Regions from separate parts of the Mus musculus genome. Here all the other regions are linked to region 3. Evidence: chromatin loops called from intact Hi-C (ENCODE). Cell type or tissue: gastrocnemius. All regions are shown on one strand. Region 1 overlaps Tmem255b (transmembrane protein 255B). Region 2 overlaps Cfap97d2 (CFAP97 domain containing 2). Region 3 overlaps 1700029H14Rik (RIKEN cDNA 1700029H14 gene). Region 4 overlaps Gm46032 (a long non-coding RNA gene).

Region 1 (8,000 bases), 96 kb before region 3:
TTCACACTTAACACACCATGAAATCTCAGACTCTGCTCTTGTGTATGTGCACAGTTTCATGGTCTCTCTTCAAAGATTGTTACTTAATGTGGGGCTACTTATATAAAAAATAGAAACCTCCTTATCTATAAAAGGACTTTAAGAGGATATAGACAGTCCTACTAGTGAGGTAGTTATGAAAAGGAGGAGGAGGAGGAGACGAAGATGACACTGCTCGTGTTTGCATTTCATTGGTAGCCAATCTGAACTTTGCCCCCACAGTGAACAGTCATGCTTACTCACCTGTTTAACTGCTGCAGGGTCAGGCAGGCCCCCTGGTGCCACAGACAAATGATGAAACAGCCAGGGTTCTGGCCTAGGGAAGGAGATGGAAACAATTCAGAAACAAGTACATCCAGGGTGTCACGTGACAGACTATGCTGTGACACGTGCTGTGACGTGATATGGCATGATATAAAAGGCCCAGTAGAACATGTGTGCACTGTGATACAGTGGCTGGAAGAGAATACATGCACAGTGATGTCAGAGGACGTGATGTGATATGACATGTTGTGATGTGTAGTGGGACAAATGTACAATGTGATCTGAATGATATGTACTATGCTATGGTGTGGTGTGGTGTGATGTCCCGTGACACAGGAGATGAATGTAGCATGCTATGGCATGGTGTGCTCATGAGGCATGAGGAACACTATTATAACATAGTGGAGTGACTTTATATGCACCATTATAACCTGGTGGGAATTCTTTGCATGTGTATTTGCATGTATGAACACAGTGTATGAGTGAGTGTACAAGCATGTGTAGCTCCCCCAGTACCTACAGCTGGGTGTTTAGGCATCTGGCCATCTGCATATAGACTATAGTGCTCCCCAAGGTATGTACCAACCTTGCCTTGAGATTCTGTCCCTGGGTAGTGTATAACCTTGCAGCTCTTCAGCACTTGGCTGAGAGAAGTCACCTTCTAAAAACTTCTGACTCCAGGCACATATTCACCTGTCTGCAGCCACAGGTGTGAGAGGACATCACTCATCCTTTCTGGCTTCATTGATGAGAAGAGCCTAGGAGACCGATCTGTCTTTATCCATCTGAGTATGCCCATCTATCAATGCCCACCACTTATACCCATCCCTGTGCACCTGCTTATGCAGCTTGATGGGTCAGTCTTGGGCCTCTGAAGAGTGACCAGTGTCATTGAGAGTTGGTACCATGCAGATGCACACCAAGCTGCCATCCTGCAGGAGGATGGTGTGAAGACTCCCACTTCACACCATCATCTCTCCCTGAAAAGTCCCCTGGGGGAAAGATCCGTGTCTTGCCATTTTGTGATGGAGGCCAAGTAATTCTGGCATCCCTGAAGCATCCTCAGAGTGTGTGAGCCAGCTCTCAGCTCCACTATAGCCTCCTGCTCTGTGCCGCTATCCCACCTGTTCCCGTCATGTACTACCTGGGGCCAGCGCCTCCCACTGACCCATCCACGCCAAGCCTGGCACACAGGTGCTGTGCTCTATGCTGTCTGGTTCTCATGCCTGTCTTTGCTGCCAGCATTACTGGTGGTTTCTAGACTCCTCTTAGGTCAGAAGTAGTGCTTTGAGAAATGTCACTGATGCATAGTAAAGACCCCAAAGGTGCATTTACAGATTGTATGGCTTTATGACACTCTACAAGTCCCAGAACCCGCTGTCTCTCTGCTGCCTTAGCAACTGCCTGCTCATTAATCTGCCCTCTTCACTCACCTACAGCTCTGGCTTACCTTGGCTTCCTCATGGTTCAACACTAGTCAGTTCCATGACTGTTGGAAACACAGGGGTGGGAACATGGTGAGATAAGACATTGATGAGCTTATGTCAAGTGGTGGCGCATGGCAGATGGAAGGATGCAGGGATGATTGGATGGCTGGATGCATAAGTGATTGAGTGACCAGATGCAGAGGTGATTGGTGAATGACCGGATGCATAGGTGATTGAGTGATTGGATGCATAGGTGAGTTGAGTAACTAGATGCATAGGTGATTGGTGACTGGATGCATGGCTGATTGAATGGCTGGATGCATAGGTGTTTGAGTGATCAGATACATAGGTGATTGAATGGCTAGATGCATGGATGATGGATGATGATGCATAGATGACTGAGTGATTGGATGAATACATGGGTACTTAGGATGGATGAATGAATCAGTCCAAATCTTCCTTGTCCCTTCCTAGAAAGAGAAATTCGCTTTACTTTTAGAAAGACAGAAGCCTGGTGCCCCTGGCGAGGTGTAGAACACCCCTTGGCCCATTCATCACCAAGCCCTTGTCCTTGTGCCCATGTCTGCCCAGCAGACAGGTGGAGGGTGTCTGTAATCCTTTCCCCTGTGGACTCCACACACAATTGCTATGGCAAGCAGTAACTCGTGTGGCCTCAGTTCTGCCCCAGTCCATGGAAGGCAAGTCTGAAATGGCCATTCCTGGTTGGGGATGACCAGTCTGACCGATCTACATTTATTTCTTTAGGAGCCAAGGCCTCTCAGTGCGGGAAGATGCCAGTTTTACTCCAGTGGGGCTGGGTACTTGTATGACGTCTATCAGACAGAGGTGAGCATGCCTTGCGCATCCCCCTTCTGTGTCTAGTTAAAATGGCTGTATTAATTCACACAGACCTTCTGCTGTATGCATATGAAGGCATTGAGAGCCAGGAGCTGACCTTGAGAGTTCAATGCTTGGGGTTCTCTCTGGGATCACAGCTGCATGCCTTCCTCTTTGACACAGTGTTAGCACAGTGTTACGATTCATCTCCCCAGCCCTTCTTGGCTAATTAGCATTCCCATTAGCATTTTCACTAACTTAATCACTGCCATGAAACACTGGGGTAACACATGTGCAGTGTTCAAGGGATTCTCTGGCTCTCTGGGCCGGGGCAGCTGAAGTATGACCTCACTCTTGAGTGAGATGCCAGGAAGAGCAAGCACACACACAGCAGCTGACCCGTGAGACCGGCCCAGGTGGGCACTGGCAGTGTGGTTCAGTGGGCAGATGCTCTGCACCAGTGCTGTGGAGATTTGTTGGCTCAGCTGAACAAGGCTGCTCACACCAACTGCCCAGGCCAGGGCGAGGCAGGAATCAGGAAGGCAAATGGGTCACAGATTCTCTTATCGATATGTTCTGGGGTCTTCAGACTGGCAGAAGGGCTGGGCAGTCCAGAAAAGAGCTGTTGTATATTGTGGGGGATGGGGTGAGATTCTGCCAGCCCTGCCCTGCTCAGTTCTGCTCTGCTCTGCCTAGTCCTGTCCAGTCTCATGTTGTCCTGCCCTGCCTAGTCTTGCTCTGCCTCACCCACCCAGTCCCACCCTGTCCCACCCTATCACGGGTCAGTGAAGGTCCTGGCAATGAAGCTCTGCTCCTGGGCAGGAGAAGGTCTTGGACACAGGCTGCCGATTGCCTGTGTAGGATAAGGTATGAGCCTGGCTGTCACTCTACCCCAGGTCACCTGCTACTCTTTGAATGGTCGATGCCAGTTGAAGGTGAGGAGCAACACGTGCTACTGCTGCGACCTCTACGCCTGTGGGAGGTAAGGCTGCATTAGGAGTCTGTGTACACACACATGTAAACATGCCCAACATGTAAACACACACATGCATGTGCATGAGCACAAGAAAGACCCTGCACAGGACATCTGTCTGTGAGCTAGAGGGGCCCCATTTCTTCCTTCCTGTACCCACTTGCATTTCCTGCTTCTTCCCTCTGGATCTTGTTTCAGCATCACAATGATGGGTGGGTCCTCGGAGTGGTTGGGTTTCCATCCAAGGGTGCCCAGTGTATGGAAGTACCTGAAGGTCCAGGGAGGACCACAGTTGGCCACCAGGTGGCAGCCAGCACATTCCAGCTGTGGGCTATTCCTCTCAGAGCAGAGAACCACCTACAGCTTGGGATACACGTGGAGAACTGAAAACACAAAAAATGCTTGGTTACTATTCTGGCATGGAGGGTAACTCAGCCACTGTCCCAGTTGGCCATTAGAGGCCCAGAGCTAGTAATTTGGGACATCCTGTGCCCATCTGATGCCTCACTGTGAGGTCTGGTGGAGCTTCCCTGGCCAGTCCATAGAGAAGCAGAGGTCTCTAACTTGTCTAACTGACATTTTCACCTGTGTAAGAGGAGACCAGCACTATTAGAGCCAGTGGCCTCGGGTACTGGGAACCCCAGGGTTTGTCCTGTCACCTGGCCATGGTCTAGCAATGAGGGCAGTAACTATTCTCCCTCCTACAGCACTGAGCCCTCGCCTGCCTACTATGAGTTTGTGGGCGTGCGTAGCTGCCAGGACGTGGTCCACCTGTACCGGCTGCTCTGGGTATCCACAGTGCTGAACGTATTGGGCCTGTGCCTGGGCATTGTCACAGCTGCAGTCCTAGGGGCCTTCAAGGACATGGTGAGTGATGGCTTCTGTGTGTTTCCAGCCGGTCAGCCCTAGCCCAGAGTTCAGGGCCTTCCCCTTCAGGAGAGCCCAGTGGTTCCCTCAATGAAGGAGGATCCAAACTCCCAAGTCACCTGCACGTCAGGTGGCAACTAGGACCACCAATCACTGGTTCTGGATACAGCACCTGACAACCCGCTGGGTGAATCTTCTCCCACCCACTTAGGCAGGAAGACCTTGTTGCCATCTAAGAGAAAAATGTCACTCTGTCACTGTGGGGTTCATGGCTGCCTGGTTGGGGTGGTTCTGAGTAGGGCTTGGACCCCATTTTAACAAGCTGAATGAGAAACCCGAAATCTACCCCTACCTCCTTCTCTCTGAGCCAGCCCTATTGGATCTGCCCTTGAGCCCTAGCCTTACATCACTGGTAGAGCCTCCCCTTTGTCCTCTCAGGGCCCATGGGAAACCCTTTAGGGTTCCTTCCAAGTCCACAGGGCTGTAAACCACTGCCTGGGCCATTCTTGTTTTGCTTGTCCTGTGGTCCCAGGGGCATTGGCCCTTGGTTGCTCTGTTCACTACCACCCTAGAACCACTGCTCAACTCTTCCTTCTCAGGTTTCTTGTTGCTAGGGGATGTCTTGGCACCTCCCGAATTCCCTCAGTCTGGTCCCTGGGCTCTATCAGGCTGCCTCTTCAGGTGGCAGCTCCAGGTGGTGACTCCAGTCTAGAGCCCATGTGCAGAGGATGCTGGGCCTTTCTGTGAGGTCATGAAGAGAAGACAGGCCTACTCTTCGTGGCTTGGGTCAGGGTTCCTCAGGAGGCCAGGTGCAGGGCTGAATACTCCCTCGAGTGGCTGTGAGGGTTAGGTGGTCATGCCCCTGTCTCTCTCCACAGGTCCCTCTGTCTCAGCTGGCCTATGGCCCGTCACCGCCACCTCAGATTCTCTATAACCCTGCACAGCAGATTCTCGCCTACACCGGCCTGTGTCCTCCGTCTATGGGTGTGCCAACCTGTTCCTCCTACCCTCTGCCGCTACAGGTAGGTGTGCTGTGACGTTGGTGTTGTTTCTGTGGGCTTCCAGGTAGGCAGGGTAGGGCTGCAGGTAGAGATGGGTGGACTTTGATATAGTTAGTAATGGGGAAGGAAGGGGACCCTTACGGGCTGGGTCACGCCATTTTCGAGGCTCATTGCTGTTCACGGCTCATGAGAGAGTTATTTCAGAAGCTGATTACTTTAGCTATCATACTGGTACGGGGGACTTAAGACGCCAACAGATGCCTGGGTTCTGAATACTTGTACACCAGTGAGTGTTCTACATGGAGCCAGGTACTTGCCAACAAAGGTGTCGATCCCATAGGGCTCATGTGCCCAGTGCTGCGGGCCCTGCGAACCTCAGGGGAGGTGGTCTGCGAGATCCTGTTTGAATAGGGCTTTGCCTCTCCTATTCCCATTCTTGGCTTTGGCTTGTTCATGTCCCGTGAAGCTCTGCTGGCCGTGGGTAAGATGGCCCCAGTTGTCCAGTGTACTGTACTGACTTGGACCTGCCATTGTGGACTTGTGGGGTTTGAGAGCCTCCTGGCTTGTGTTTTAGTTAGCTATGTCCTGTCGAGACCCCTCGTCGTGACAAATGCATCATCTGTAACTGCTGCCCAGTGTCTCCTGTGGGGAGACTGAGATCCCAGGTCTAGACAGACCTTTCTAAGTGGAGCGATGCCTGCTCATCTGCCTGGCGGGCCTGCAGCCTGGCTGGTAGGTGGCTTGTCTTACAGCACCAGCAGAGGCAGTCATGAGATGCCCAGAGCTGTGCTGAGTAAATGTTGAATTGAGTCTCTTTGACCTGTGGGCCTGCTGTATGGGATGAAATCATTTATTTTGAAGTCACAGGTCCTCAGGTATGTCCCCCAGGAGACCTCTGTCTAATGAGCCATACTGACACGAAGTACAAGGCCTTGCCAAGCAAAATGACACTTTGGGGAGGACATGAATGTCTACCTCTGACCATCTCGGATAGAAAGAGCTGCCAGAGTCCTAGGACTGACCCAACATTGTGACCATGTGTGAGCAGCACTTGGGAGTCTTGTGACCATCGGGGGTCCACATTTGTGAAGTGGGGACTGACAGCATACAGAGCTGGAAGAAGGCGTGGGAACCCCCAGTGTCTGGGACCTTAAAGTGTAGTTTCTGTTTTCCAGGGATCACTGGTGCTCCAGACTCAGAGAGGTCACTGTATTGCTGTCTCACCCCACCCCTTTTCTCTGTACCTCAGTTTCCTCTGGTTGCCTAGAGACGAAGCTGGGGCTGGAACTGCTGAACTGCTTGGGTCCTTTAGGCTCTGGAGAAGGGCTGCTACAGTGGGTCATTGCAATGTTGGGGAACGGGTCTGGTTTCTCAGTGTGACATCCCCAGGTGGTGCTAGTGGGGCTTCCCAAAAGGGAACTGGACCTTCATCTGCTGGAGCCACAGGGACCCCCTAATCAGGGGACATAAGGCCTTTTGGGATAAAGTCTGGCTTGGAACTGACTCTCTCCTCTCTGGAACACTGGAGGCAGCTATGTCTAGGGTCAGGGAAGGAGATGGTCCTGGTGGTGACTCCAAGGGCAGGTGGCACCAGCAGAAGCAGCTGCAGCTCCAAGGCCTCTGCCTTTTGATGGAACTTCTGTTTTGGCTTTGAGAGGATCTCCCTGGTCTCCACCTCAGGAAGGATGCTCTCACCTCGGGCTGCAGCTCGTCCTGAAACCCTGCTCTGTTCTCCTGGCTTTTTGTCAAATCCACATGCAAGACTGTTAGTTGCTACTCTTGGTAGCCCTGATAGGGTTCCCTTAGCTGCTCTGCCTGCCTTTGGACACAGAGACCCACGAAGTCCCATAGATGCCATGAACACAATTCCAGAGCACAGCCGGTGCAGGCAGAATGAATACCTGATGCTCCACAGGGGATGATGAACAATGCAGAAGGTGTGGTTCCATTTCCTCCTGCCTGGAGTCTGTCCTGGTGCCCTCCTGCCTCTCAGTCTCGAAGGCCTGGCCTAAGGAAGAATGGACAGCTGTGGAGAGCTGCCGGCCTGTTCTCATGGGATGTGAGACTCCCCATGTGGTGTTCTTCCCTGTTCCACATGGAAAAGGACAAATTACCCCCCACCCCCTGTGGTGGCACATAAGAGACAGTCCATCACCACAGATACACTTTTGGGAACCTAGAAGATGACCTGCCAGGTTCCATGGACACTTGCTCGTCTCCTACCTTCTGGGACCTTTGTGTTTTCAGAAAGGAGGCTTCCCTTCCTCCAAGAGGAGGGCTTAGACCCAGCTCTCTGGGCCGAGACCCCGCCCTCTGGGCTGAGCAGCTTTTCATGGTGGCAAGTGTGAGAGTACAATTGCATATATGTTTAGCAGTCAGATTTCTGTAGAAACTGGCATATCGGATGAGCCATGTGTTCCCTCGGAACAATGGAACGAATGCTGTTTCTACAGACCAACAGAGACCGAAGGAGATATTTTAAGTGTCCTGTTGAAGTCATTAGCAGCCTGCAAACATTGGGGCCATGCCTAACCCAGCAGCTTGCCCAGAATGACAGCAGAGGTTAGCTTGAATGGCAGTTCTGGGGCAGCA
Region 2 (8,000 bases), 180 kb after region 3:
TGTTTGCTCCCAGCCTAATATATATTATATACTATATATAATTATATGTTATATATAAATATATTTATATAAATATATTATATATTTAAATATATAAATAGATAAGTGTATCATATATTTGTATAAAGTATCTAAATCTATATATAAATTATATGTAAAATGATAAATATATAATATACATAATATAATGTATATTGTATGCAATATATAATTATATAACATAATGTTATACTATATGTTTGTTATTTAAATTATATATAAAGTATTTAATATATATTTATATACTATATAAATATCCCTTTATGTATAATTTAAATTATACAAGTTATTTAATACTAATTATAAATGTACATATTATAGATAATATAATATGTATCATATAATATTAATGTATTAATATATATAATTATATATTATCTACAATATTACATTTTAGATATGTATATAATATATAATATAATATATGTATATAATAGGAGATATATTATATAATATACTGTATTATGAATTTTATAACTATTATATAAATCATAGTATATAAATATTATAGACATTAAATAAATTAGATACATATTATATAAATAATAGTATATAAATGAAAATTAGATACATATCCTATAAATATTATAAACACAATAAAAATAAAGTATAAAATTATGCATAGACATATATAATAAATATAATATTACATTTTATAATGTATATTTATATATTGTATATTAATATATCATACTATATATTATAAAAGATAGGTAGATAGAGCTTATTGCAGTGCCCCCTGGTGGTAGAAGCACAAGACTGAAGTCCAAGCCTTGTGCCCTTTCATGAGGAGTGAAGAAGAGGACATCTTTGACACAAACCTTTGTACAGCAACTGCAAATTCATCTCCAAGGCTACACCTGCACACAGGGTTACCTCCTTGCTCTACACTGAGGAATAAGTTTCCCAACATGGATGGAGTGCCATGGCCATTTTTATAGATGGTGTCTTCCCCTAGTCCCTCTCACCAAGATCTCTTCTGCCATTTATCCCATTTAGAGGATCTGCCCCAGAATCTCATCACTCCCAAAGACTCCATCCCTGCTGCTAGGGGTTAATATTACAACATATAAATTTGGAGGACTCAAGTATTCAGGTCCCAGCAACAGCAGCATCTCAGACAAGTGGCGCTGAGTGCTAGGATGTTGCTTATACACAAAAGATAAACCTGGGTGTCTTCTTGCTGGCTGAGCCCAAGCTGCCATGGGAATACTGAACTAGACTGTTCTAGTAGCAGAGATTTATTTCTCAGAGGTGTGTGCACTAAGAGTCTAGGGTCAAAGTTGCTGTCAGGGTTCAGTTCTCGGTAAGGGTGGCTTCGTGAGTTGCATAGAGCACACCTCACTCACTGGACAGAGAGAACCAATGGGATCCTTTTGTCCCATTCCGGGTTCTGACCTCCCATGCTTCATTCAGATCCACGCTCCTCCAGGGGACCCTGTCTCTACACTCACCTCCTGGGATTAGAACATCCATCTAGATTTTGGGGGCTTGCAATCACACTCTATACTAAGATAAATTCCAGAAGGATTATAGCGTTAAGTATAAAAATGCACATGAGTGTGGTAACGCATGCCTGCACTCTGGGGCTAAGAGGAAGATCAAGGTTTCAAGGCCATCAAGCTTCATAGTAAGATTCTACCTAAAAAAAAAAAAATGTAGCTAGACATGGTAGTGCACACCTTTAATACCAGCATTTGGGAGGCAGAGGCAGAGTTCAAGGCCAGCCTGGTCTACAGAGTGAGTTTCAGTACAGTCAGAGCTACACAGTAAGATCCTAACTCAAAAAAAAAAAGTACAAAGGTATTTAAAATTATCTTTGCAATTAGTAGAAAACACAAAAATTACTCTATAGAACCGTAGTAGAAAAATATGCTAACCATAATCCAAAACCCTTTGAAAAAGAAGGGAGATTGATAAACTTTATATAATAATAAAAAGGTAATAGCATGGCATAAACTATTGTTGGGAGGGAAAGCAAGTGTAAGTGAAGGAAAATTATTGCACGTTACACCACAAAAGCTCATACTCATATGTAAGTAGGCTTTAAGACTGGAAAGCAGCTGGGCGGTGGTGGCGCACGCTTTTAATCCCAGCACTCGGGAGGCAGAGGCAGGTGGATTTCTGAGTTCGAGGCCAGCCTGGTCTACAGAGTGAGTTCCAGGACAGTCAGGGCTATACAGAGAAACCCTGTCTCAAAAAACCAAAAAAAAAAAAAAAAAAAAAAAAAAAAAAAAAAAAAGACTGGAAAGCAAAGATAGATGAGCAATGCAGAAAAACCAGCTTTCGGGAGAGTTTTAAGTAGCTTTTAGCCTATAAAAAAGATCGTTGACTTCACTAATAATAAAGACATGCAAGCCGAGCTTGCTCTCTCACTAGTACTGTTCCTCAAGTCTGAGCCTGGTGAGGACCTGGCTGTGCTCTGGGGACAGGACCACCATCGTGCCGGGCTGTGTGAGAGAGGCAGAGCCCCAGGGGAACTGAGCAATACCTCATAAAGTTGCGCACATGTTTAGCCTTTACCCTAGCAATCCCAACTCCAGATACACTGGCAAATCCACAAAGGCAAATTGCGAAAGATGTTAATTGCAGGCTTTTCTTTGTAAAAGCAAAATTGGAGCCATTTCAGATATTCTTCAATGGGCAGCTGGGTCAATAAGATGCTTTACACATAATGACTCGTATACAGTTGAATAAGGACAAAGAGACTTCTCCACGTGCTACTGTGACATGCCGTTAATTTCTGGAATGTAGTCTGTTGTGGCTTGTGCTGAAATTTAAGCCCCATCACGAGGCACATACATTGTGAGGGTGGAAACTTGAGCTACTATGATGTTTGGGGTGAAGCCCATGGGGGGGTGATTTGGATTAGACAAGGCCCTCAGGATGGCACCCCAGGTCTGAGTCCTGGGGGCTTAATAAAAACAGAGGGATGGTTTAAAGATGATTGTCTTTATAGTGGAGCTCCTGCCTGGCAGACATGAATATTGTTTCCATCTCTACATGGAGATAGATGATAATAAACAGATTATTGATAGATAGGTAGATTGATAGATAGATAGAAAGGAAGAAAGAAAGAAAGAAAGAAAGAAAGAAAGAAAGAAAGAAAGAAAGAAAATGATGGGTGGATGAGAGACCAGAAAACATGTAAATGTGTGCACACATGCACATACATACATACATTTTCATACATCAATTTTATCTCTTCCCATATCCCTGCATCTGCTGGGACTTGGCTGTTGAGAAGGCCAGCATCAGATGAACCAGGACTGCAAAGCAAAATAAACCTCTTTTCTTTATAAAGTACTCATCCTCAAGTATTTAATTCTAGTAACAAAAAAAACGACTGATCCCTGGTGTTTCATGAAAGACGGTGGGGCATACAATTTGTTGATAGTGTGGATGAAACAGGCAAAAATGTGTGCAAATGTTTGGATGCACACATACTGTGAAGTTAGTGTAGGCATGCTCTATATGACTTGATGTTTTTAATATGAAAATAAATATAACACTGGAAGAATTACTAATGAGAGGAGAACAGAGTTGAGAGAACTCAGGTCTCTCTTTTTTTTAAAGAGTTATTTATTTATTTACTTACTTACTTTTAGTGTGTGTGAGTACACTGTCACCATCTTTAGACACCAGAAGAGTATATCAATCCCATTACAAATGGTTGTGAGCCACCAGGTGGTTGCTAGGGATTGAACTCAGACCGTGCCTCTGAAAGAGCAGTCTGTGCTCTTAACTGCTGAGGCATCTCTGGAGTCCATCCATGCCTCTTTTAAAAAGCTGTTTGGGGCATCTTTGGCTTTGGAACTGTGTAAATATCTTACATTCTACAAAGCAAAGCAAATCCAAACGGTGTTCCCAACTATTGAGAGTGAAATTAAGCTGAGCACTGATGCACCTCATTCCTAGTCACACTGAGAAGACATAGTCCAGAGGCCTCTAAAATCAGTTCCTTATTCCTTCACAGCGACAAAACAGTAATATAAAGGGAGGGTATTAGCGGAGGCGTGTGTTTAGGGGGAGAGGTGGCCCTGCTGACATTTGCTGAACACATCATCCTATAAGAAGGTGTAGGCTGAGGTTAGGGTGGCTCTCTAGAAGGAATGTTGTTCTAACCTAGTAATACGGCACAGTGTCCCCCACAGCAGGCATGTGGGCAGTGTGCACCACAGCACGTATGCACACAGCGTGCACCACGGCAGGCATGTGCAGTGTGCACCACACAAGCAGGAAATACCATCTCCAATGTGAACCATCTACACGAGGATGCCTGGACTGTTGTCTCTGCAAGCCCTTTCCCACTATAATCAGCTATAGACATGTTAACTTTGTGGTGAGCTAGAGATTCAAAAGATAGCCCTACTGCCTCACCATTCTGGAAGGGAAGGACACACCCAAGGTCATTAGAGACAGAGGGCTCCAGGGCCAAGGGGCAATCCCATGCCCCACTGAACCTCATGACAGACTGAAACACATTAAGTGTTATTTTAAAATTCAGTAAGTAAGGGGCTGAGAAGATGGCTCCGGAAGTAAAGGGCTTGCTACACAAGCAAGAAGACCCGGGCTTAGAACCTCAGCAACCACAGAAGAATCTAGGCCTGATGGCTCCCACCCATCATCCTAGCGCTGAGGAGACCTCAGAGGCCGAGCATCTTGAGGGCTTGTTCTCCAGCCAGTGTAGCCAATCAGTGAGAAATCCTTTCTCAAAAAGCTACAGAGAGGATAGATAGATAGATAGATAGATAGATAGATAGACATGTACATATATGAAAAGCAATAAAGGAAGACATTTGACATTGACCTCTGACTTCCACATGTACATATTTATGTGTGCTCACTCCTACACGCATGTACAAATGTAAATATGCACACACACATCTAACACACATACACAAATTTGTAAATAAGCTATGCATGGTGGTGCACCCCCACGATCCCAGCACATAAGAGAATCATGAGTTCAAGACCACACTGACCTACATAGAAAGACTCTGTTTCAAAAGGTGGAAAAAATGAAGGTGGAATAAATGAAGAGAACTAGCGATCCATCCTGTGAAGATGACGTTTGCCTCTGTAGGAGAATCTCAGAGGTAAAAGCAAAGTGACCCACTGCTCTGACCCCAGGCAAGTGCCAACACCCCTGCGATTCTTCACTGTTTCTGACGTCACAAGAAAAGCAGTGCTGGGGAGATGAATGGCTCAGTGGATGAAGCGCTGTGTGGAGGCCTGAGGACCTGAGTCTGCGTCTCTAGAACCTATGCAGAAAGCTGGGCGTGGCAGTGCATGCCACGTGGGGATGGGCACTGGGGGACAGGTCAATCCCTGGGACTCCCTGGACAGCCAGCCTATCAAAACAATCGGTGAGCACCAGTCTGAGAGAGAGAGACTCTCGATTGAAGAATCAAGAGCAATAAAGGAAGACACCTGATACTGACTCTGGCCTCCATGTGTATGTGTATAAAGACACACACACACACACACACACACTTGTGCTCACATATACACACGCACACACACAAGAGAGAGAGAGAGGGAGGGAGGAAGAAGGAGGGAGGCATGCACGCAGACTTCTGCTCCTTATGATGAAATGTCATACGGCCGTCTATGTTTTATTCTTACCAAAGGGGAAAATTGAATTTGAAATTGTGACTGACAATTCATAGGAGATATCAAGCAATACTATTGTAAAAACTCAGATGGGGAAACTATAGACCAAATGACTCATTTTCCCGGGGCAAACGACCTTTCAAGAAATGTAAGGAAGATATCTGCTGATTACTGATTGGATCGTCTTACTTGTCGTAAGTCAAGAAGGAAGAGAAGAGATGGAGGAGGAGAAGGAAGAGGGAAGAGAAAGGGAGTGTGGATGGTGTTTGAATGTTGTGTGTTTGTGGTATTGAAACTCTGTGTGTGTGTGTGTGTGTGTGTGTGTGTGTGTGTGTGTGTGTATGTGCATCAGCCTGTGTGCCTATGTGTGTGCATCAGCCTGTGTGCCTATGTGTGTCTGCCTGTGTGCCTATGTGTATGTGTGCATGTGACTGTGTGTGCATGCATGTGTGTGCTGAAACACCTAGGCGTGGAACACATCCTGCTGGCTTCCGGGATGAGCTCAGATGAGGCAAAGGGCAGGAAGAGTGAACAGAGAGACGCTGGATAGGGATCAGGCTGTGCTGCATTGCAGGGGTGCCCGCCCTAGGCAGCTTCATTAATCACAACACTTCCTATGGTCGATTTTTTTTTCCTGTACTGAAGATCGAACCCGGGACTTGTACATACTAGGCACGTTCTCCACCACTGAGCTATAGCTTCAGCTCCGCTCCCTTTTTGAGACAATGTGTCACCAAGTTGCCTAGGCTGGTCTCAAACTTGCAACCCTCCTGGATTAGCATGCACCATCAGGCCTGGCCTATTGTTTAAGGTTTTATACAAAGGTTTAAAATAACTCCAAGAGGGGTTAAGCAGAATGACAGTCACATTCACTGTGCAGCCCTGGGTGACCCTGAATTTCCTGTGTAGACCAGGCTGGCCTACGACCTGCCCTGCCTTCTGAATGCTAGAGCAATGGTATCTGACTCTCCATATGTTTGAAACACCAAATAAAATAATGAGTTGGTTAAAGTTCACTCACAGTGAGAAGTAGATCCCAGAGCAATGGGTGCACGTGACCTGCTGGGAGAAGAGTGGGATGGATCAGTAGGACAACCAACCTTTATGTTCTAAAATAGCACCAGGTTTAGAGAGCCATCTGTCTTAGTTAGGGTTTTACTGCTGTGAACAGACACCATGACCAAGGTAACTCTCATAAGGACAACATTTAATTGGATCTGGCTTACAGGTTCAGAGGTTCAGTCCATTATCATCAAGATGGGAGCATGGCAGCGTCCAGGCAGGGTTGGTGCAGGCTGAGCTGAGAGGTCTACATCTTCATCTGAAGGCTGCTAGCAGAATACTGGCTTCCAGGCAGCTAGGATGAGGGTCTTAAAGCCCCCACCCACAGAGACACACCTATTCCAACAGGGCCACACCTTCTAATGGTGCCACTCCTTGGGTCGAGCATATAGGAACCATCACACCATCTTAGAAATAATACGAAACCCATGTATCTCTGCTCACGTCTCCATCCCTGGGTCTATGTGATGGATAATCTTGAGGACCAACATGATAGGGTTTAGAGTCACCTTGGGAACAAATGTTTGTGCATATTTGTGAGAGTTTCTAGATTTGTTGGTCAGTTGAGGTGAGGAAGGCAGACCCTCTATGTGGGCAGCGCCATTCCATGGGCAGGAGTTCACTTTGAGTGTGGCTGCAGTGTGGCCAGCTGCTGCAAGCTCTTGCCACCGTCTTCACCATCGTGATCACTGCAACATCTGCTGCGAGCCAAAAGAGACCCTTAAGTTGGCTCTTTTCATGCATTTTGTTCTAGAAACATGCTGGGTAATTAATATACTCTCTAGTTTCTCCGCCTCTCCTCTCCTCTCCTCCCCCCTCCCCTCCCCTCCCCTCCTCTCTTTCACACATAAAAAAAGAAGCAATTTAAGAGAGTACAGTACACATTTTATCTCTTAGTATCTATGTATTTCCCAAGAGCAAAAACCATTGTCTTTCATAAAAACAGTACAGTTTTCAAGTATGTGATGTTGGTACTTCATGGTCCATTTTCTAAATTGTCCCAAGAATTTTGTGTTGCCCCCCCCCCAGCACAAAAGCATTGCCTTTAGCCTTCATACCACTTGGAGTAGTTTAATTTCTTAATTTCATGTCTGCCAGGTTACAAAGTCTTTTTTTGTTTGTTTGTTTGTTTTTTGAGACAGGGTTTCTCTGTGTAGCCCTGGCTGTCCTGGAACTCACTCTGTAGACCAGGCTGACCTCAAACTCAGAAATCTGCCTGCCTCTGCCTCCCAAGTGCTGGGATTAAAGGTGTGTTCCACCATTGCCTGGCCTGGTCATGAACT
Region 3 (8,000 bases):
ACTTCTACATGATAGCGATATGTTCAGTGAGTGATATGTAATGTGTAATTTGAAGGTATTTGTAAGTAAGATTGGAATAAGGTCTGGAAAGATGGCTCAGCCATTAGAAACGCATAGAGAGGATCCTTGCAGAGGAGTTGAGTTCTGTCGCCAACACCCATGTCAGTGGCTTTCTTTAGATCCCCTGTCCTATATCCATGATGTTAATTTTAATAAACTTCTTGCCCAAAAGAACATTCCATGTCAGGGTGTCCCAATCTCAAAACTGAGATCTTTCACTGTGTTCCTGGGGTAGCACACTCATGGCAAACAGAGAGTTCAGGGGACCCCCTTCCTGGAGGACAGTGCCACCTAGAGTCTATAGCTGCTGGGCTCCCTGCTCTCCATCTGCCAGCCGGAGGTTGTGGGACCAAGGAAGGACCTAGTATCCCTTGACCCCCATGCATGCATGGAGTGACGTCCTTGTCGGTTCACCCTGCTCACTGTGGCCATCCTGTCAGTGGATGTTTGGCCTAAAACACTAATCATGTTCTTGGCTGCAGACATTCAAGGTGTTTCCCAGTCAGAGTGTCTGAGCTGCAGACTGGGGTGGGGGGGGGGGGTGGGGGAGACGGAACAGCATTTCACAAAGCCAGCTGTGAGACACATCCCTCCATATCTGGAAAGAAAAATTACCTTCTCCTGGTTACTTGGGAAACTACAAGCCATACTAAGCAGATGCTGAGCCAGGCTAACGTAAGGACCTGCAGAGTCGTGACCCTCAAGCCCTGGCGGGTACCCTGCAGGGTGGTGAGTTCTGCGGCTCGGGCTTCCTCTAACTCCTGTCCATTCTAGGTCTAACTAGCATTTCAGGTCCCCTTTTTGTTCCTGGAATCTGTGACTGTTCCCACCTCAGGCAGGAAACTTGGCAGCAAACTCGGGAGGATCAGCCAGCCAGTCCTCAGAGGACCCGAGTGGGAGGCGAGGCAGGCAGGCTTGTGGAGAGAGCAGCTCTGGGAGAGCTGCATGCAGGCATGTCTCAGCATGCCTGGGCCTGCCCCACAACCTGGTTCTGCAGAGCCGCTGACTGGGGACTTTCCCTGAGGCGGCTCTCAATCCGGAGGCTCCCCTCTTTCCCAGGGACAGACAGACACGGGACTTGGGGAACTTTGTTGCCAAGTTGCCTGGATGCCGGGGGTGGGGTAGGAGACGAAGGTGGAAGACTGAGCTCACAGTCAGACTGACCAGATATGGAACTGTGTTGTGAAGTGGCTCAACCTTGAGAGCTTGGTGTTTCCCCAGGGACTTATGCCCTCTCATCCACCCTCAGACAGCCTGGGGCTATGCCGAGGCTGAACTCTTTAGCCTCAGGCTAGTTGAGGCCACAGATAGGAACCCGAAGGATGGCACTGTTAGCCCTAGAAAATGAGCTGGTAGAGTAGACAGGGACTCCCTGGGAACAGATGCGTTGGGTTGGGAGGGGCACTAGTTTCATGGGCGAGGTTTCTTTGGAAGCAAGGGTTCTTGAATGTGGGATGGAGGCCCTTGGAGAAGGAAGTCTTCCCCATCATGGGCGCTGAGAGAAGAGCTAGATCTTTCCCCAGGACTGGATGGGTTATGAGAGGGGCCCAAGTTGTCTTGAAAGATCATCAACTCAGGAGAAGGGGTGGGGAGAGCCTGTCGGTACCCCGTGAGGATGTATCTCCACCCCAGTGCTGCTCAATCTCTGGGCTCTGCCTCAGCTTCCTGTCCTCTCCCTGTGCCTCAGTTTCTCCATCTGTAAAGCAGGGGTCACCCTTGAAGATGCCTTAAGCTTTGTTAGACCCAAACAAGATGGCTGAAACTGGGGGCTCCTTCACTGAGACAGCTTGTCTTAACCTTATAGAACATTTGCTCGCCCCTGGGGAGGCTCCTGATGCCACAGGTCACTTTTGTCAGCTGCGGTCACAGGGTGCTGAGCTCTGAAAATGTCCCCCAAAGCTAAGCTCACACAGGGAAGATGCTGAGAAAGTTGTTGGAATTCAGATAAGACCCACCTACTGGAGCCTCAGTGCACCCCTAACTCCCTAGCAAACTCCCCAGGTGTCCCTACCCAGGAGAATGATGGGTGCCATTCTTATTTCCCATGAAGCTTACAGGTTGCCAGACTCCAGGACATCAAATGGACCATACTAGGCTACACCTTTTCATGTCCCTAAAGTTGCATGCTCTTTCCGGCTATGCAAGACTCCTCGCCACTTCAGCCTCACAGTAGGGAGTAACACAGTCTGACTGCCTGGGAACTTCCCATTCCTCTACACCTGTAAGAGGGGACCGCCCAGACTCCGCCTCATGGGCTAGAGTGCTTATTAGAGCCCATCTGTCTATCAAAGCAGCCACCCATGATACTATGTCTGTAGATGCACCAGTTAACTCTTCTAAGCAACTTCCTGCCACAAAGGACGAGCTGCCCAGTGGCCCTAGGACTTTCTCAGCCTTTCAAACGTGAGCCTGAATTCCATCAGGACCATCCTGGAACCTGGACCCAGCTTGGGTTCTCTGCAGGCACATATCCTGAACTCCCGTCAGTTATGAACCCAATAGGACGTTGCTCTGGGTGGGGGAGGCAGCAGACCCTCTCACCCCATCCTAAGCCTTCTTGTGACCATGGCAACCCCAGAAGCCCATGAAGGTCAAGCTTCAGCCACCCCACCCTCCATTCAGTGGACTCACTATGGCTACCATGTCCTTGATGAGTCCAGGTACTTAGGCCTCAGATGTTTGAGGAATTGTTTTGCTTTGATTGGTGTTATGTGGGGTCACATGGAAAGGTGATTGAGGGGTCACATGGGAAGGTGACTGGGGAGTTCACCTACCCAAGCATCCTGAGAGAACTAGGCTTCCAGTAGAGGTACTAAGGAGGACTGTGGCCCAGGACCTGAGGTCTAAGGATGTGGGTGCAGGGAGGACCAGTTCTGAGGTGACTTTGTCCCCTCTCCTCTCCAGCTGTGGCCTGGAAGTTGTCTACATACGACATTGTAACTCCAGCGATGTGTTCATATTGTGTTGTTTCCTTTAGTGAACAATTAGCTGGCTCTTAAGTTCTGTGATAGCCAGGAAGCGGGAGTGCCTGCTGGTCCTGAAGAGTTGGTTCCTAGGGCTGAAAGCAGAGTTGTTTGGAGAATCTGAACCACCAGAGGGCACCATCAGACAGGCGAAAGTGGCCACTGCTCAGTCCTGGTGTTTGGACCAATAAGCCTATGGGGGCAGCAGCAATGTGGGTGGAGGATAGAGGGGAATTGTGGGAAGGCTGGCTGGCTGCCAAAGTGTGTACTCTGCAGAAGTGAAGGAAGAGACTGGTGCAGAGCACAGGGCACCCTCCCCTCTGCCTCTCAGCTCCCTCAGTCTCCTGTCTTCATGTCTTAACTAAACTTGCCTAATACTTACCCAAAGTCCATTTTTTACGAAACTCTTTGTAGATAAAATAAGTAGTATCAAAGTAGTCTGTTCCACTGTAGGCAGGGCCCATGGGGACACCAACTTGGTCCCTGTGCTACCCGATCTCCTCAGGGGCAATGTGGACGGGACACGTAACACAATCTACTCGTGACCTGAGCAGAGGTCCCTGTTCCCGCTCTCTGCAGTGACCATCTGCTGGAAGATGAATTCACCGTCGTCTGTCACCTTACCTGTGATTGGCCTTGGATTGGAAGAGGGTCTCTTGCCTTGGGTATCCGTTGGGTGCTGTCACTCTGGCCCTGCCCATGGCGGGGATCATGGAGCCATTCCAGGCCTAGGCTGTCTTCCTTTAGTCCCCAGAGAGCTCTACTAGCGGCTGAGTCAGAGGGGTCTTGTCCTGAGATGACTGATGGTTCTATTAGGGTCAAGCTTGTGTTAGTGCTCTGGCTGGAATGATTGGGCCCAAAGACGATGGGGTCTTTGGGGTCTGAGTCACTGAAGCTCCTGGAAAACACCAGGTAGTGGGATGGAGAACCCTAGAAACTGGGTTGTCAGCCCTCCCCGAATTCCAACATTACTTGGATCTGGGGAGCCAAGCAGCTGTGCTGGATCATAATGGTAGGCATCCTTCAACAGCCTCTGGCCATTGTAAGCAGTAACAAGAAAGCCCACTGGTGAATGGGCCTAGTGTCTTTGGTTGCCCATGGACATGTGGACATAAGGCAGGCACCCTTTGTCCCTCAAGCTCCAGGTCTGTTTTATCCTTCCAGTAAAATTGGCTGCTGCCTAAGTATAACTGAGCTCCTGCCCTGACCCCGAGTCCTCAGCACATAGATGATCACCTCCTTCTTCCTGGGTGCTGAGCTGCCAAGTGCTCTGAGCAGCTCCTGCCCGGACCTCTTTTTCTGAGACATGGTTTCTCTGTGTATCCCAGGTTGTCCTGGAACTCACTCTGTAGACCAGGCTGGCCTTGACTCAGAAATCCTCCTGCCTCTGCCTCCCAAGTGCTGGGATTAAAGGCGTGCACCACCACTGCCCGGCTCAGACCCCTTCTTTGATGGGGCAAATAATGCTCAGAAGCCGTAGGCTCTGAGACTGTGCACAGAGAGATAGGTGCATAGAGACAGGAGAGTGTGAGCTAGCTCTCAGGCACGTGGGAATGCTCAGAACCAAAACCCCAAATATTTCTTCAATCTGATATCAGTCCCTGGAACTGGAAGATGCTGGGACCCTTGACAAAGACTCGCAGAAGCAATCATATTGCTGAGATTTAACCTAAGGGTTCTCCTACCCAGGTGCCTGGCTGTGGCCAACACAGAACTGCTATCCAGACACACCCACCAAAGACAGACAGGTAGACAGACTCATGCTGATGGCAAGAGTCTAAAAGCAATGGCCAAGGCCTCCTCTTCCATCCTGACAGAGGGGCCAACCAGCTGTTTGTCCTCAAGTGACCTTGGGTACCCGTCTTGTTGTTGGCATCTGGAGAATGGACCTGATTCAAAACCACATAGTGGGCCCAAAGCATTGCCTCAGTTTACCATATAGACCCACTCAGAGGCCCATCTGGGCCCATTATTGCCAGCGAATGGGGAAAGAATTACCCTTTGAGCTAGGGGTCTAGGTGGAAATTGATGGATGGGCCTCCCTCCCCCCTCTACCTAGAGTGTGGCCTCCCTGGAAAGGAAGTCCTTCAAGACTCTCACTCTGAGAGTCTGCAGCTCTAGAAATCTTCTATAGCTAAATGACCTCAACTCTCACCCTATTCTCCATGTGTCCCAAAGGAAACGGAAGAGACACATACAAAGTACTCGTCTGTGGCCTGTGACCTCTGACCTTTGACTTCCAGGTATCTCATGCTCTGTGTGCCTATGTGTATATGTGACCCCATACATTTATGTGCTATGTAAGGGGTGTGTGCACTAGGAATATACATGCAAGTGTGAATATGTGTGCACTCTATTATACATATGAATGTACAATGTGTGGGCATATGTGTGTGGTATGTGTATGAGGATCTGAGGAGCACAGCCCCACATACTCACATGGCTGTGTACATGTGTGCTCTATGTACATGGGAACATACCTGTATGAATGTTGAGCATATGAGAGTTCTCTGGAACATGTCTCATGAGAGGGAAGCTAGGCCCACCCTTAGGATGAAGTAGATAGAGGCCACATGCGTTGCAACTGATGGACTGTGGCAGTGTCTCTCATCCAACTGGTTAAAAAAGTGAGAAGTGTCCCATCTACCTTCTGCTCCCACATTGCTGTCCTGGCTCCTAACTCTGTGCATCAGTTTTAAGCAGGGTCCCCAGGGAACTTGAGCTCCCTGTCTGCAGGTCAAAATGTCTAGATATTCCAGAGGCCCTGACACCCTGGCACCTCTCCCTCAGGACCATGGCTGTGGTGACTGCCAAGAAAGAAGGTGGTTCTAGCACCAGGTTGGGAAGACAGCTGTGACTGGCGCTGACAGGCCCTTCCCCAACTTGTCAGGGCTTGGGGTTTGTTACAGGAGGCCTCAAGCACTGACTGAACAACATCCCTGGAACCATGTTATCCTTGCACGTTTAACCTGTTTCTCTGTTAGGGATGCTGGGTAAATGAGAAGACCGGGCATTATATCACACCTTCCTACACTCAGTGAAGGGCCGACTTCTCTGGGCTGGGAGCACATGACCACAGTCAGATCCAAAGGTAGGAGTCCCCGTGATGAGGGTCATATGGGAATGCTGGACTTAGCTTTCTCCAGCGACAAGCACAGAGGGTGACCAGGCTGCTGGGCATCCCTGGAACTTACCCTACAGGGACCTTGCCACCCACCTTCCTCAGAGCATTGTGTTCCACTATGTATTTGGGCCAACTGCTGCTTCTAGGTATTGTTTTCAGGACCTGCAGGCTAGGACTGGGGCATACCAACATTACCCACTATTACTGACAGGAGTCTGTCATAGTCACCCCCCTGCCTCTACAAACAGCATCTCATCATGCCTCTGGTAGCCAAGAGCACACCTGGATGGTGCTCATGCCCCCTGAGCATCCTCAGGATACAACAGACTAGGGATCTATCTCTGCTTCATGGCATCACTGGCCTTCCTCTCAGCTATGACTAATCTTACAAGATGCAAATGGGAACCCCAGGGAACGGGTCAGAGGGGATCTGGAGTGAGCACATGACCCCTGGAGCCCTAGCTGCGCAGAGCCCCACCCTTCTTTGCCCTCCAGGCCTCCACTACCTTCTCCAAAGCACTGGAGTTTTCCTTTGCCTTCTTCTTTGTGTGGTACGGGATGCAGCATACCCAGCTGGTCCTTATCCTGGAGGTCAAAAGCATGAGGAAGTAAGAACCCACTCCCTGCCCTGTAATGTGCCAACCTCCTAGCTAGCAGCCCCCACCCCAGGCTCTCCAGATTGCTCTCTCAAACCCCATAGCTCCCACTCTACCAAGTCCCAGGGACATGATGTTTATGCGCCACCCCCCCTTCCCTTTCCCCACGCCCCAGTCAACTTGTGTCATTCAGACCAGATTTCACAGCTAGCTACTGATTTTTGTCCTTTGGGTACCTAGGTCCTCCTATCCTCTGGCTAAAGGGACTCTTTTTTTTTTTTTTTTGGTTTTTCGAGACAGGGTTTCTCTGTATAGCCCTGGCTTGTGATCTAGAAGGCACCCGCTAGCCTGCACAAACCCAGCCTGGGTCTGAGGATGAGATCAACAATTGTCCCACCCAGCAGTGTCTTGGTTCTATAAGGTTGGCTTAGGGGTGATTCTGAAACTCCTCCCCTTTCCTGCTCACGGTGTCAGTTCCTTGGAGACCACATGTCAGTTTTACACATCCAGTCTAAGAGAGGCAACATACTAACAAAGCCACTAATTCTGAAAGGTGGGAATTTGAGCAGCTGCTATTGTGTTCTTTGTATTTCTCTGTGTTGTAGTTCTCTGTGTTGTTAGAAATGAAGTAAACTGTATTCATGGTCCAGAGGCAGGCGAGTCCTTGGAACCCAATGCCCTTCTTTGTGGCTAATGGCTCTGGAACTCAGGGAGTCTTGAAGCTTTGCTGGTCCACCAGTGTGCAAAGCCTTGGAGGGCTAAACCCAGCTGTGAAGGGCTGTCCTCTCCCTGATGGCATCTATGGGTGCAGGGCCTTTCCAACCCAGGTTTCTCTAGCTCAACCCCAAGCTGGAGACCCTGACGCCACAACCTTTCCCTTCTCCTTCTCGGTTGCTTTGCTGGCGGATGGGATGACGAGTTGTAGTTTGGTGGTGGAGTGAAATGTGGCTCCTGGTAAATGTGTCCCCCAGCTCTGAGAAAGATTACTGTGCTGTTCCTTGTTCTTTAGCCTCTCTGACCCCCCCCCCGAATCACTTGGCTTATGCATGGTTTCGGGGGGTGGAGGGAAGGCAGGAGGCACGGTGCTGCCACCATAGGAGTTGGTGGTGGGGATGTCACTCTGGATAAGCACCCCCATTCATTCATTTATTCAAGTAGGGCCGGCCCTCCACAATACTTACTCATCTTCAGACAAGTCTCCTATGTTGGGGAGCCTCTTCTCTTCTTTGATGGCACAGGTGATGACCTGGGGAGGCA
Region 4 (8,000 bases), 200 kb after region 3:
ATCACCGCTAATTTCTCACCTCCAGCTAACCAAGATCGTGTATCCCAGCTAAGTGCAAGGTTTTCCATCAGTAGTTCTGGGACCTTGTTAATCACAGAGGATTCTTCAGCCCCAGCTAACCAGAACCACAGAATCTTAATTCAAAATAACAAAATGGCCCCATTGGAACCTTTAAACTCCCCCTTTGAAGCTTGACAAGCCAGGCCTCCATCATCTGCATTGCTCTCAAGAGTCTCATCTTCCAAGCTCCTATAGAACAGCTCACTAAGTTCTCAACACTCGTGCCTTTTCTATCAAATTTCCAAAGCCCATAATCCTCCCCAAAATAACACACTCAAGTCTGTCAAAACAAAACCCCACTCCTGATACCAACTTGCCTTAGGGCTACTATTGCTATGATGAAACACCATGGTCAAAAGCAAGTTGGGGAGGAACGGGTTTATTTAGCTTACACTTCCACATCACTGTTCATTTCTGAAGGAAGTCAGAACAGAAACACAGACAGGGCAGGAACCTGGAGACAGGAGCTGATCCAGAGGCCATGGAGGACTGCTACTTACTGGTTCGTTCCTTATGGCTTACTTAGTCTGATTTCTTTTAGAACCCAAGACCAGGGATGATCTCACCCACAATAAACTGAGCCCTCCCCCATCAATCACTAATTAAGAAAATGCCCTATAGACTTGCCTATAGCCCCATCTTATGCAGGTGTTTGTTTTCTTAATCAAGGTTCAGTACTTACCAGTGACTCCAGCTTGTGTCAAGTTGACATATAACTATGCAGGATAGTCTGTGATGTGTATAATCATTTTGTATAGTATAGTGTCTGTGGGAGTGTCTCTTTAGGATATGGGGGTGCAGAAGTGTATAAAGTATAGTATCTGGGGGTATAGCTGTGGTGTGTATGATCAATGTGCATGGCATAGTATCTAGGGGAAATGTTATTAGTGTGTGTAGTGTGGTATCTGGGAGGGGTGTCTGGATAGCATATGGATTTGTATGATCAGTGTATACAGTGTGGTATCTAAGGAATATCTGTGTGGTCAGTATAGACGATCAATAACTAGTACGATATTTGTGTGTTTTGACTCTGTGGCATATGGTATGTGTGACCTGTGTGTGGTATGGTATTTTGGTAGTGTCTATATGCTGAGTGATGTGTGTGCTCATAGTATGGTTGTTTGTATGTAAGGGTTGTTATGTGGTGGTAGTGGTGGTGGTGGTGGGGTGTGTGTGTATGTGTAATCAGTAGTAGTACAGTCCCTGTGTATGTGGAGGTCTCTCTGGTATGTGATGTGTGAGATTAGTATGTATAGTGTAGTAACTCTGTGTGTGTCTCTTTGGGCTGTGTATGATCAGTGCCTAGTACTGTATCTCTGTAGAGTATATTTATAATGTGTGTTATTAATGGGCTGTACCATCTCTGTGGAGGGAGGAATATTTGTCAGAGCCTTAATCAATCAGGGGGTCACACCATATCTGTGGAGGGGCATCCCTGTGATACATGTGTGTGGTGTGATGTATGTCATGGATCTCTGAGTGAAGGTCTTTGTGGTGTGTGTGACAGCCTGTGTGGCTTGGTGTCTGTGGGGGGCATATATGTTTGTGATGTTTGTGATCAGCATGGGAGCAGGGATTATCTTCACGGATGACCAATGTATGTGGTATAGGGTCTATAGGGGGTATCTTTGTGTTGTGTGGGAATAGTGCATACTGAGTGGTGTCAATAAGAAGTATCTTTGTTATATGTGTGATCAGCAAGTGTTGGGTGGCATCCAGGGGATGTCTTTGTGATCAGAGTGTAGTGTAGTGTGGTGTCTGGGGGTTGTCTTTGTGATATGGTGTGTGTGATCAGCATGTAGTATCTGTGGAGGGGTATCTATGATCATGGGGCAATACTCTACCTGGGGGGACATCTCTGTGGTATGTGTGGTATGGCATATATGTATGGGAGTCTTGGTGGTGTGCATGACCCTTATGTGTGCTGTGGTATTGGTGGGGAATCATCTATATGGTGTGTGTGTGTTGTCTGTGAGGGAGTATATATGTGGTGTGATCTATGAGTGTGGCACAGTATTTATGAGGTGTAGTCTGTTTGATCAGTGGTTCGTACCATATCTGGGGAGAATCAGTGTGTGCATAGTGTCTGTGGAGGCTCTCTGCTGTTGTGACCTGTGTATTGTATAGTGTATTGGAGGGTCTCTGCTATGTGTGAGCAGTGTGTATAGTGTCTGTGGAGGGTCTCTGCTGTGTGTGTGATCTGTGTGTGTATAGTGTCTGTGGGAAGGTCTGTATGTTCCCATACATTTATTCCCATATATTTATTTCTTACCATCGTTAGCACTGGTTTCTATCCATCTATAATCTCTTGGCATAAAACATCCAGTGCTCTAAACATCCTAATTTCCCAGAGTCAATCATTTGTTTCGTGCATTGACTCATCACTGCAGGGAACTTCTCAGTGTGGGCCTAAGAACTTGACCTCGGGCTGGTGAGATGGCTCAGTGGGTAAGAGCACCTGACTGCTCTTCCGAAGGTCCAGAGTTCAAATCCCAGCAACCACATGGTGGCTCACAACCATCCGCAACAAGATCTGACTCCCTCTTCTGGAGTGTCTGAAGACAGCTACAGTGTACTTACATATATTAATAAAATAAATCTTTAAAAAAAAAAAAGAACTTGACCTCACTCTCTCTGTCCCAGCCAAGTCTTCTTTTCTTCTGTCCTCAGGATGCACTGGGTGTTTGGCCACTCCCTCCTTTGACCGACACAAATAACCCTTCAGTTTTTCATTTCTCTTGTTCCTCTCTTACTAACACACACACACATACACACACAATTTCCTATCTATGTCACATGGCTCATAAGCCAGCCCTCTGAAAAGCTTCCATGTTTTTTATTCTGTGTGGCTGTGGATTTTGTGGCTCTTCTGTCACCCCCCTGGAGAGGAGCAGAGTGTAAGACTAAAACCTGCAGGAGAAAGGATGGGTAAGAACACCTTATGTCACAAAGTGCTTTCCTGAATTTGGCATCAGAATCAAGACTATTGACGCCAAGCTGGTAACAAAGCACACATCTGCTTGCCTAGGCTTGGTGTCACTCTGTTCATTTGCTTTGAGTAACAAGGTAAACAAACAAAAAGATAAAAGCAAGACCAAAGAAAACTAACAAAAATGTATTTCTGCTTGCTTTTGCACTGAGACGACCTCAGGGATAGTCAACCGAACTGGCTGTCTTCATAACGTGTTCTGAGAGCATGTATATAGCAATCTTCATGGCCTACCGATAGCATAAAAGGAACCTTTTGCAGCAAGGAAGGCACTGTGTATGATAGATGGTATATCTAGACAGCGTGCCTTGCTCAGGCACTGTTGCAGTTCCATTGGCATGCAGTATCAGAATGGCAGAAGAATGAAGAGATTGGTAAACTCCCAGGGCTCCCGTAGCCCAACAGAATTTCTCCTGTATAGACAGCTGCAGTCACCCCACCAGGTCATTGTCCCTAAGAAGCATGGAGACAAAAGGAAGCTGCCTGCTAACACACAAGGCTCAGGCTGACATTCCTGTGTTGTTAGCTATAATGTCCTATTGGTAGAGATTTTACTACAGTCAGGAACCCGTGGTCTGCTGTCAACAGTGTTCCAGGAGAACATGAAGTCGAGCTGAGGGTAGCCCCCTCGTTCAAAGGCTTGCAGACTAGGCTGGTGCCCCCCCCCAGGATGGCAGGAACGCCTAACAGAATGGAACTTGGGAAGGAACTGGGATGGCATTCTTGTGTGGGTGTTGTTACTATTTGGAGAACTTTAAAACTTTTGATATGGGGCCAAGTGTGGAGACAAACACTTTTAATCCCAGCAGAAGCAGGTGATTCTGAGGCCAGTCTGGTCTATATAGTGAGTTCCAGAATAGCCAAGGTAATGTAGCGATTTTATAATGAAATATTCAGAAGTTTAGTTGTATCTAATCTAGTCAAATGTTACAATGGTCTCAATGAACTGGTGGCCACTATGGAGATCAGGAAAAGAAAAGATAAACTAAGTAATTAAGTGCTTCCAAGATGTGATTTCACTTGACTTGTGTTTGCCATAAAGCTTTTAATAAGTGAGGACAACTGGAAGGCCTGGCTGGACAGAATAAAACACTCAAGTAATGAATTTCAAGCATACCTAGGAAATGTCAACATGATTCTCTTATTAAGGGATTATATTTCAAGCTAAATTCACTATTTAGGCCTTTTTTTTAAAGGCTTTAAAAAAAACTATTGGGGGCTGGAGAGATGGCACCACAGTTGAGAGCACAAAACTGTTCTTTTAGAAGACAGGCTGCAACTTCAGCACTCACAGGGTGGCTGGCAACCATCTTTAACTCTAGTTTCAAGGGATTTGGTGCCCTCTACTGGACTCTGTAGGCACTGCATGCACATGTTGGCATAGCCGTGCGAAAGCCAAACACCCATGTACATAAAAATAAAATAATAAGAAAACAACTCTGGCAGACAGAAAATGTTAGATATCTTTGGGTTTTTGTTTTTGTTTTTGTTTTGTTTTGTTTTGTTTTGTTTTGTTTTGTTTTGTTTTGTTTTGTTTTGAGACATGGTTTCTTTCTGTACCCCTGGCTGCCCTGGAACTCACTCTGTAGACCAGGCTGACCTTGAACTCAGAAATCCGCCTGTCTCTGCCTCCCAAATGCTGGGATTAAAGGTGTGTGCCACCACTGCCCAGCTTAGATATCTTTGTAATCTTATTGGTTACTTATATCAAATACTCTGCAGCTCAGGCATGGCTGGGGGTCACCACAACACAAGGAACTGGATTTAAGGGTCGCAGATTAGGGAGAAAACCATTTCACTTGGCAGTTAACAACCATTTGTAATTAGCTTCGGAGGATCCAATATCCTTCTGGTCTCTGTGATTACTGCACACACAGTGCACAAACATATATGAAGTCAAAAGCACCCATACATGTAAAATAAAAATACATGACTCTTAAACACAAACAAACAAAAAACTAACAACAACATAGAGCCCCTGAAACTTCAGTTCACAACCTGACACAGTTCATAGTCACTCGGGAAGAAGGAAATGCCTAGATCGGATTGACCTGTTCACAAGCCTGGGGAGGGGCATTTTCTTGACTGATGATTGATGTGAGAGGACTCATCTCACCGAGGGCTGTGCTAGCACTGGGCGGGTGCTGCTGGATCCTGTAAGAAAGCAGGATGAGCGAGCCAGCAAGCGGCATCCTTCCATGGCCGTGGTATCAGTTCTCGCCCCGACTCCCTTCACGAGGGACCGTGATCAGGACGTATAAAATGCAAGAAACCCTTTTCTCACCAAGTGGCTTTTGGTCATGATGTTTTATCACAGCAATGGAAGCCCTAACTGAGACATCTCATCAGATTGTTTTGGGTCATGGTGTTTACCACAGCATCAGAAAAGCAAACGAGGGCAGTGCCCAAACATTTTTGGCATTTCTGGCCTCTGGCCAAAACAAACGAGGGCACTTTTGCCTTCCAATCAAGGACCACAGTGTAACTGGTGGTTTTTGAAGTTCCTGCCCTAAAGCGGCCTGATCAGTTTCTATCCCCTTGTTCTTGCCATTACCACTGAAAGGAAAAGAGAAGTTATATTTCCAGCTTGGGGAGCTCATCTTCTTCTTCCTGGAGAAAGTGGTCACTATGGATTTAGACTTTCCAGTGAAAGAAGAGGGAGGAGGTTGGAGAGAAGAGAGGTAAGAAAAGAGACTTATTAGAAGATAGAAATCAGTTCACACCGTGATGGATGCTGCAAGGTCCTGGAGACCCAGGACAACCATGGTAGTTAATCTTGATGTCAACTGGTCTGAACTTAGAATCATCATAGAAACAGATCTCTTCATATGTCTGTGAAAATATTCCCAGAAAGACTTAACTGAAGAGGGAAGACTCATCCTGAATGTGGGTGGAGCCATACTGTATACTGGAGTCTCAGACTGAATCAACAAGGAAAGTACTAGAACTGAGCACTGGCAGTCATTTATCCCTCTGCTTCCTGGCTGCAGACATAAAGTGACAGGCTCCCTCACACCCTAGCCACCATGCCTTCCCTGCCATGACAATGTCCTATCAAAGTGTAAGCTAAAGTATACCATTTCCCCCTTACATTGCTTCTTATCAGGTGATAAAGTGATTAGTGCAAAAGCTAGCGATAATAAGTTCCAGCCAGAGCACAGGCTAGAGCCACAGCAAGGAGACACTGACATCCCGTGCCCAATGGCCAGGTAGAGACTGAGGTTTATCCCAGTTAGTCTTTAACAGGTTGGATGTAGAGGCACATCCATACTGGGAAGGGCCTCTGCTTTACTCTGCTGGTTCAAAATCAATCACATCCAGATACTCCTTCCCAAATAAACTTAAGAGTATTGCTGTGCCAGAGCAATTAAGAGCACGCAGTGGTCCAGTCCTTGAGTATCACAGCCCCTCAGGCAAGAGATAAAGGGATTGCATCATAGCTCAACCTACTCTGATGGATACAACAAGAAACATTCAGGTGTTGTTGACACTGGGCCACAAAGTTTATCCTAGAGAACTGCACAGTTGAGTTACACACAAAACAAACCACATACGAACCTCATAGTGTTTTAAGGAAGTTTATACTATTCCCTTGGGCCACATTTATAGCTCTCCTCTGTCACATGGGACCTACCGCCACAGACTGGAGAACTCTATAAAACATCGCAAAGAACAAGGTGGCTTCCGATGAAGAAAAGCATTTAAAGTATCCTCGTGAGCCAAGCACGTCTCAGAATGAAATATTGTACCTCTCAGCTTGCTTGTAGAAGAGGAGATATATTTGTAATTACACACACAGACAAAGTACAGAAAGGATGCAGAGGAGGATATGCTAGGTAGGATATGTTAGGTAGGATATGCTAGGTAGGATATGTTGTAGTCGCTACATCTGGGAAGACAAAGGAAAAGAGGAACTCCATAGTGTTGTTGTAGGCTTTACAGAGAGATCATGGGAAACTCAAGACAATTCAGGAAAATTCACTGCAGACAGGAGAGGCAGATGGGGCTCCTTAATATTCTGCAAGCATACACTTGTGCTTCGTACTGTCGTAAAGAAACCTGCAATGCATTCTGCAAATAGCTCAACACATACACACTGCTAATCGTTTGTTTGTCCCAAGTGTCTCTCCAGGAACAATGAAGGTCTCGGCAGCCTGGGACGGTGCAAACCCAGCTGCACAGAGCAATAACAGGAAGAAGTGCAGGAGACATACGGAGACACAAACCAGTATAATCTCAGGAGTAAGGCTGACCCTTGACCAGAGGCAGTATTAAACTTTGGAATAATTGCCTTTGTTTGCTCTTTATAAGGTTTTCTTGGCTGGAGATGAGATAAAAAGACGGGGTGTTAGAATGTTAATCCGCTTCTTTCTCAGATAACTAGCTCTCTGAATAACATCTGACTTAAAGATTAAATTCCTGTCTTTGATGTTTACCATCTGTGGTGACAGCACAAATTTCCTTTATAAAACAATTCTATTCGTAAAATGAATGAAAACAGCCGTAAATATGGTCAACTATGCCTTACCACACACCCGCTTCAAGTCAATAAGTACGGTTGGATCACTACCTACAAATGGAGAAGACAGGAAAAGTGTGTGTGTCCTTAAAATATTACCCTGTCATACATATGTGTCATTCACAGAAAAGGATGCAGCCAACTGCTCACAGGGGTGAGAGCAGAACATTTGAGTGGTACCAGTCTCTATACTTTCAAAAGGCTGCACAGTGCACAGAATGGAATTTTAAGAACACAAAATACCCTGTGTGGTGATGGACCTCTTTATTTCCAGCACCCAAGGAGGTGTGTTTGTGTGTGTGTGTGTGTGTGTGTGTGTGTGTGTGTGTGTAGGAGTCTGAAAGTAAGAGGCCAGTCTGGTACCCAGGGACAGCTCTGGACCACCCAGGACTGTAGAGAGAAAAATTCGATCTTAAAAATATCCGGTAGGGA

The links. Peaks named below come from ENCODE experiments on the same cell type or tissue, not always from the same donor. Only the 100,000 strongest peaks of a DNase experiment are listed, where the experiment ranks them.
Region 1: a loop joins it to region 3, with 2.4 times the contacts of the local background. A loop is called at or near these places in 14 of 42 quality-filtered maps.
Region 2: it touches region 3 in a loop (8-fold over the local background); 14 of 42 quality-filtered maps call a loop at or near these places.
Region 4: a loop joins it to region 3, with 8 times the contacts of the local background. A loop is called at or near these places in 37 of 42 quality-filtered maps.

Annotation. Positions count from the first base shown.
Region 1 is chr8:13,451,666-13,459,665 of GRCm38, forward strand. Tmem255b (transmembrane protein 255B) reads left to right here. Exons shown (of 9, transcript NM_001143671.1): 5 at 2,496-2,576; 6 at 3,464-3,549; 7 at 4,248-4,407; 8 at 5,286-5,429. Among named protein-coding and RNA genes, the nearest start is that of Tmem255b, 20 kb to the left of the region's middle. In gastrocnemius, a CTCF peak has its summit at 3,838 (motif pointing right); DNase peaks (open chromatin) are centred at 3,002 and 3,844; H3K27ac peaks cover 751 bases.
Region 2 is chr8:13,725,121-13,733,120 of GRCm38, forward strand. The region is part of intron 1 of Cfap97d2 (CFAP97 domain containing 2); the gene reads left to right. All of the region lies in intron 1 of Gm46032 (a long non-coding RNA gene), which reads right to left. Among named protein-coding and RNA genes, the nearest start is that of Cfap97d2, 23 kb to the left of the region's middle. In gastrocnemius, a CTCF peak has its summit at 796 (motif pointing left); a DNase peak (open chromatin) is centred at 785.
Region 3 is chr8:13,548,001-13,556,000 of GRCm38, forward strand. It overlaps 1700029H14Rik (RIKEN cDNA 1700029H14 gene), which reads right to left. Exons shown (of 9, transcript NM_025601.3): 6 at 7,925-7,989; 7 at 6,654-6,732; 8 at 3,648-3,832; 9 at 2,722-3,118. The coding sequence ends at 3,767. Among named protein-coding and RNA genes, the nearest start is that of 1700029H14Rik, 10 kb to the right of the region's middle. In gastrocnemius, CTCF peaks have their summits at 356 (motif pointing left) and 3,146 (motif pointing right); DNase peaks (open chromatin) are centred at 383, 954, 3,222 and 3,651; H3K4me3 peaks cover 490 bases; H3K27ac peaks cover 2,169 bases.
Region 4 is chr8:13,749,485-13,757,484 of GRCm38, forward strand. All of the region lies in intron 1 of Gm46032 (a long non-coding RNA gene), which reads right to left. Among named protein-coding and RNA genes, the nearest start is that of Cdc16, 4.2 kb to the right of the region's middle. In gastrocnemius, a CTCF peak has its summit at 4,398 (motif pointing left); DNase peaks (open chromatin) are centred at 3,705 and 4,394; H3K4me3 peaks cover 545 bases; H3K27ac peaks cover 425 bases.